Linked DNA regions of Homo sapiens: region 1 is linked to region 2. A link is an interaction called in ENCODE POLR2A ChIA-PET data of the cell type or tissue named here. Cell type or tissue: MCF 10A. All regions are shown on one strand. Each heading gives the region's core, and the rest is flanking DNA. Links, peaks and the distances in the headings are about the cores only.

What was found. ChIA-PET counts read pairs that join two places held together with the same protein. Peaks named below come from ENCODE experiments on the same cell type or tissue, not always from the same donor. Only the 100,000 strongest peaks of a DNase experiment are listed, where the experiment ranks them.
Region 1: POLR2A ChIA-PET joins it to region 2 with 12 read pairs; 2 of 35 experiments call an interaction of 5 or more read pairs at or near these places.

What each region holds. Positions count from the first base shown.
Region 1 is chr2:237,290,340-237,293,264 of GRCh38, reverse strand. LOC105373954 (a long non-coding RNA gene) reads left to right here. Exons shown (of 4, transcript XR_924039.3): 4 at 1,519-2,925. Among named protein-coding and RNA genes, the nearest start is that of COL6A3, 120 kb to the left of the region's middle. In MCF 10A, for the core only: no CTCF peak of the experiment used is centred there; DNase peaks (open chromatin) are centred at 1,644 and 2,004.
Region 2 is chr2:237,097,000-237,099,841 of GRCh38, reverse strand. COPS8 (COP9 signalosome subunit 8) reads right to left here. Exons shown (of 8, transcript NM_006710.5): 8 at 1-2,179. The coding sequence ends at 2,100. Among named protein-coding and RNA genes, the nearest start is that of COPS8, 13 kb to the right of the region's middle. In MCF 10A, for the core only: no CTCF peak of the experiment used is centred there; DNase peaks (open chromatin) are centred at 1,691 and 2,731.

The DNA.
Region 1 (2,925 bases), core at 255-2,754, 190 kb before region 2:
TTTTCTGAGCCTTAGTTTCATTTCTGTGAACCCACAGTGGGATTCACCAGCTCCCACGAATATTCCATTCATATTGCAGGTAGTGGGTCTGGACAATGAATTCTGGCCAAGGACAAAAGATGAGTGTTCTTTCTTGTTGAGTTCATAAAAAGCCATGCTATTTTCTTCAGTCTCTCTATGCAGGCCCCATGTTTTTGATGGTTTAGGTACAAAACTGTAGAGGCATAATCACCTTGATCCTTGAGTGACTGTGTGGAGTAGAGGCCTCTGCTGTCCTATATAGGACTGGTAATGTGAGTGAAAAAATAAATTTGGCTGGATTAACCTACTGAGATTTTGGAGTTGTTGGTTACTGCAGCACAACCTAGCCCCCTTTCCCAACCCACCCCAATAACATACCAGTTGGAAAATGATGGTGACAGATCAGCTGATCCTTCACATTCAAAGAAACTGCATTTCTACAAAATGCTGTAATTGACAAGAATGTCATTCCAACCCTTATGTACTACCACTGCAGTGTCACTCTTTGCAGGAAGATAAATTACTTAATGTGTCTCTTTTCTCCCAGCAGCTGGCATGGTGTTTATCACTGAATAAACATGGAAAATGGTCACTGAGTATTCTTTATATTAATTATTTCCCAAAAATATGACTCAGAAATTAGAACAGCACTCAGTGCCCTTTATCTTATTTTATGTTTCCATTTTCATCGTTAAATTCCTCTGAAGTCATTGGCATTATGACCATAGGAAAAATATCTGATTTACTCCGTTCTTAGGTAAAAACATTTTGACATTCATTTTATTTCTCTTATAAATCATTTAAGAGAAATCTATGCAAGTCACATGCTTCTGTGAAAAATGGAAAAATTAAAGTAGTTTTTGGAAACCTTAATGACACATAGAGGAATTTTTAAACTTCTTGGGAGTTTACTGTAAACACACGCAGTACAGCACTAAAACACATTGGAAGTACTAAGGAAAGAGACAGTTTGGAAATATTTGAAAATAGCTGTTACAGCTTCATTTGCTTAACTTTTGGAGCCTCAGTTTCCCCATCTGTGAAATGGAAATGATTTTACAGTTGAAGAAACGAAGAAGCAGTTGAATCAGCTGCTTGAGAGAGCAGAAGCTCTGGTGCCAGACTGGGTCCTTGTCAGAGGATCGTCATTTACTAGCAGATGGGCACGTTATTAGTAGTTATGTTTTCTGTGCCTCAGTTTCCTCATCTGTAAAATAAGGTTAATAGCACCTATAGTGTAGAGTTGCCGTGAGCATTCAGTTAACATTTCAAGTGTTACCTGGCACATAGCTATGATTATGTGTTAACTCCCTCTACTTCTGCAAAGTTTACTTAAAATATCAAATATCATATGTTCTTACCACAATATGTATGTACTTCCGAATTTCTCGCCACTTTTATTAGAATAAACTCTTATGTTTGACCCAGCTGTACGTTTGATACAGCTCATTTAAATGCCTTATCACAGTGAATTCCTCTCTTGTCTGCTTTTCAAAGATAAAAATGGGGAAAATGATCAACGTAGAAGATGGCAGCCAGACTTGAAACGACACAGAAGGGAAGCAGTTCTTCTGAAAAAGGAGACGTGCTGAGTAAACAGTCCCTGAAGTGCTCCTGGCTGGGCTCCAGATGAGTAATGATTTATGAACGGGAAATCTGGGTCGGCCGGGCTTCAGTCCCGCGGCGCAGGGAGATGGAAACCAGATGCGGAGGCTTCATCCAGAGGCCCAGGAGCGGCAGCAAGGAGGGGGTGAGGGTGCAGAGAGGGACACAGAACCACGAAGGGCACATGTGGCGCGGGGAACACACAGAGAGGGGAGGAGGAGAAGACAGAAAAGAGGAGGGAGAGGAGAGAATCAACCAAGCCGTCACTCTTGGAAATAAAACACCCTTCAGAGTTAACTCAGAAAACGTTTCCTCAGCCAGAAAACCTGGTGCTTCCTCAGAATATACGTTTTGTTTTCATCTACGTTCCCATGGAAACCAGCTAAAAAAGTTCAGACACATTTGTTGACTTCAACTACTTGGAGTACAGAGACCGTGTCTGTGTGTGTGTCTCAATATACACAACGTGTTTCCAAATATGTTTCAATGAAATGCTGGTTCTCTTCCAATTAAATCTCTGCGAGAGTTCAGTTTCCTAAAAGCTAAAAAGAATTGATTTTTAATGCAATTCTGCCAAAGAGAAGAAAATTTAAGTGTGTATTCTTCCTATTGCCAAACTGTCCAATACAAAGCAAATCAGACATCTAGAACAGGGATCAGCAAACTATGGCCAGTGGGCAAATTTTGGCCCACAAACTCTTTCTGTATAGTCCACAGGTTAAGAGTGGGTTATTTATTTATTTATTTTTGGTTGTTGTTGCTTTGCATTTTTTAAAAGTTGTAACAAAAAACGAGAAGATTATAAAACAGGATTGTGTGTGGCCCACAAAGCTGAAAATATTCACTCTCTGGTCCTTTACAGAAAAGTTTGCTAAGCCCCGATCTAGAATATGATGCTTTTGCCAGTGAAGCTGTTGTACATGATAACAGGTCAGCTGGGTAATAATTTCTATAAATGAAACGATTCTTAGAAATATTGATATAGACCCATAGAGTGCTTTGGTGTAAACACTCATTTGATCACTTCACGCTAAGCCACTGAGCTCCGCCCTCGAAGTGGGGAAAGCTGGCGAGTAGCACGCGGGGGTAGACGAGCTCTCCCTGGCCACGCCGAGGGGAAAGCACATGACGTTCTGGGTCTGTGCAGAGCTGCAGCGGCTCCCAAATACAGTGCTGGCACTCATCTCTCAAACCTCGTAAAGGAGCATGAGCAATGGACAGTGAAAAGTCACAGAAGAATGTATCCTGGGCTTTGGAGAGACCCAAAGAATAAGGCACTCATGGAGAAGCAACAGATTG
Region 2 (2,842 bases), core at 343-2,842:
TTAAGAGCCTCCTTGAATCCTGGACATCTTGTACCAGATATGAACTTGTACACTTACTGCCCTGGAACTATTAGCTGTTTTGCAAATAAGTTCTGATTCCTTTTAATTGCAAATGAAAATGAAAGAACACCATCTGGGTACTAGTGGTGCTCATTGTTACTGAACTGTAATTACTCTAGACCTTTTCATGTAGACAGGAGTGGGAAATATTTACTGTTTACAAAGAAAAATAAAGCATATAATGAGGTTTCCATGTCAAATTTAAGATTACTGGGGTCTAATGTTACATGATTATTAATTTAATCTATACTTTTAATAATAAAAAAGATATCAAGATTTTGTGAAATTAATCATGAAAAACCACATTCATTAGTCTAAGATTTTTTTCTGTCCTTAGTGTATATCCCACTGACAATGTAAAATTGAAATATTGTGTTTGATCACTTGAGATTATTTTTTCTCTATGTAGTAGTTCACTGTCCTCTCCTTCCTCTTTAGGGAACTATTATATTCATTTTGTATATATCCCCCAATTGCTTAGTTTTGAAATATAAGGAAATATGTACATATATATAATTGTAATCATTCTCCTTTTGTTACCCTCAAAATAACCATATAAACTACATGTGCTTTCTATGTTCTCACTCTGGAGATCATTCCAGTTTAGTATAGAGATCTTCACTCCTTTTACACCTGCGTAGTCTACACTGCTGTTTATTCAAACAATCCCCTATTAATGAATATTTGGATTGACTCTAATCTGCTTTTAAAAAATAACCATGGATACAATTTGTACTTAATACCTGGAAGTTAAAAAAACTGGCACTGTCATTCTCTTGATCACTCTCCTGATCCTCTGACTTCTTGAATTCCCATTTCCTCAACTGTAAAACAAGGAATTTTAATATGACTTACCTATCCGGGTTAAATAAAATTGCAATTCAAAAAGTATTCCCATATATGTTAAGAAAAACTGAAATAGCCACTAAAATGCATTCAAAATAAATAAATTATATAATTATCACTACACAGATTCACCATACAACTCATTTCTACTTAAGAGATTCATATAGACACAATGACAAAATAGATTGTGTCCACAGAAAGATCGAGAGTGAAATTTCCAGAAACTATCTTAGATGAAATAATTGAAGAATTCAGTTAAATATTTATTGAACAAATGCAGAGTAAATGAACTAAGGGCTGTTATAACCTTAAGTTACAACAAACAACTTCAAATATTCAGAGGGCTGTCACACAGAGAATGAAAGACTTGCTCAGTATTTCTCCAAAGGGCAGAACTTGAGCCAAGCGATAAATATAAGCAACCAATGGGCTGCAGGATAGTTGTACAAAGTGTATCATGTATCTTCATAGCTTCTTTGCCCATATAATGCATTCCACACTTAAGTTTCTCCTTCTAAAAGGCGACAGCACAAGTTAATATGTCTCATAAATGTCTTAAATAAGTTGCATTTTCATGGCAAGCCCTCCACTGCCAGCAATGGATATACTCACACTATTGGAAAAAATCTAAAGTTAACAAACTGGTTTAGTATGGAAATGGTCTATTTGTTCCTCAGCTATGTTTCTGTATCTTACATTAGTGGCTCTCAGGAGGTGGGGGGTGAAAAGAGAGCATGTTCTCCAAAGAGGGTGAATCATAATCCCCAGTGATTCAGATACTGTGCCTGGGGACAATCTTTCTTCAAGTCCAAATGAATCATTATAATTATCAACCAATGGTACATATAAGAGTACGGCATGTGCTGGGACAGAGAAAAGACAGTTGACAAACACTATTCTACATGAAACAGGAAATCTTATTTTATGAGTCACTAGAAAACTAACTGTAATACTGACAGGCTCCATCCAGATTATTAAATACTACAAAATGAGAACTGTTTCAACAACTATTCAGCATAACGTTTATGGACAAAATGTATATAGTATATCTTATATTCTATATGTATTTTATCACATAGTAAGGAATGCTGAGGTGCTTAAGCCATCCAATAAATTGAAAATACAAACTTTACATTTCTACGTTTGTCAGTATACAGGATTCTGAAGATGAATCTTGAACTCAGAGTGATAAATCAGTTTTCAAGGAAAGCCACATAATCCGTCAGTCTGGCTAACTGCTGTTCATTGGGTATTGGGGGAACTGGAGCAGGCTCTGTATGTTAAAGAAACAAACACACTTCATGTTACATACCACAGTAACAAAGCTTTGGCCCCAACACCTACCTCCCCTAATGCCTTCAATTTTTAACAGTAAGTTAACTTTCTTAGATTTGTCCTGGTTTTAGACAAAATCTTACATCATAGAGGCTTGGACATTTTTGAAAAGCAAGCCAAGAAGTTGCAACTTTTATGAGTATGGTTTTACCTAACTGCTAGTAAAGGCATGTCTCATGTTGTTGTTACTGAAGTATTCTATGTAAAGGTTAAAGACACTTTTATCATGCAACATGTCTTTTAAAAGATCACAGCTCTTCTTGAAAACATCCTTACCCATGCAACATTAAATTCAAGAAATAGAGTGCTTCCCATGCCCCAGACATCACTGAAGAATATTAAATTGTCAACAAACCAAAAAAAAAAAAAAAAAAAAGAAAACCCACAAAGAACCTCAAGGAATTTACATTCCAACATTTAAATTACTACACGTCAGCCTGGGGACGCCTTCTGAATAACAGTACTGGTGAACAGCTCTGGCAGGCCTCCCTGACATGAGAATAAGAAGGCTCTGCAGCTGGCCCAGAGGAGGGCACCGCCTCAAGGCAAGCTCTGGGGGAGCCCAGTTTCACTCTTGTAACCAGATGTATTACTACGCATT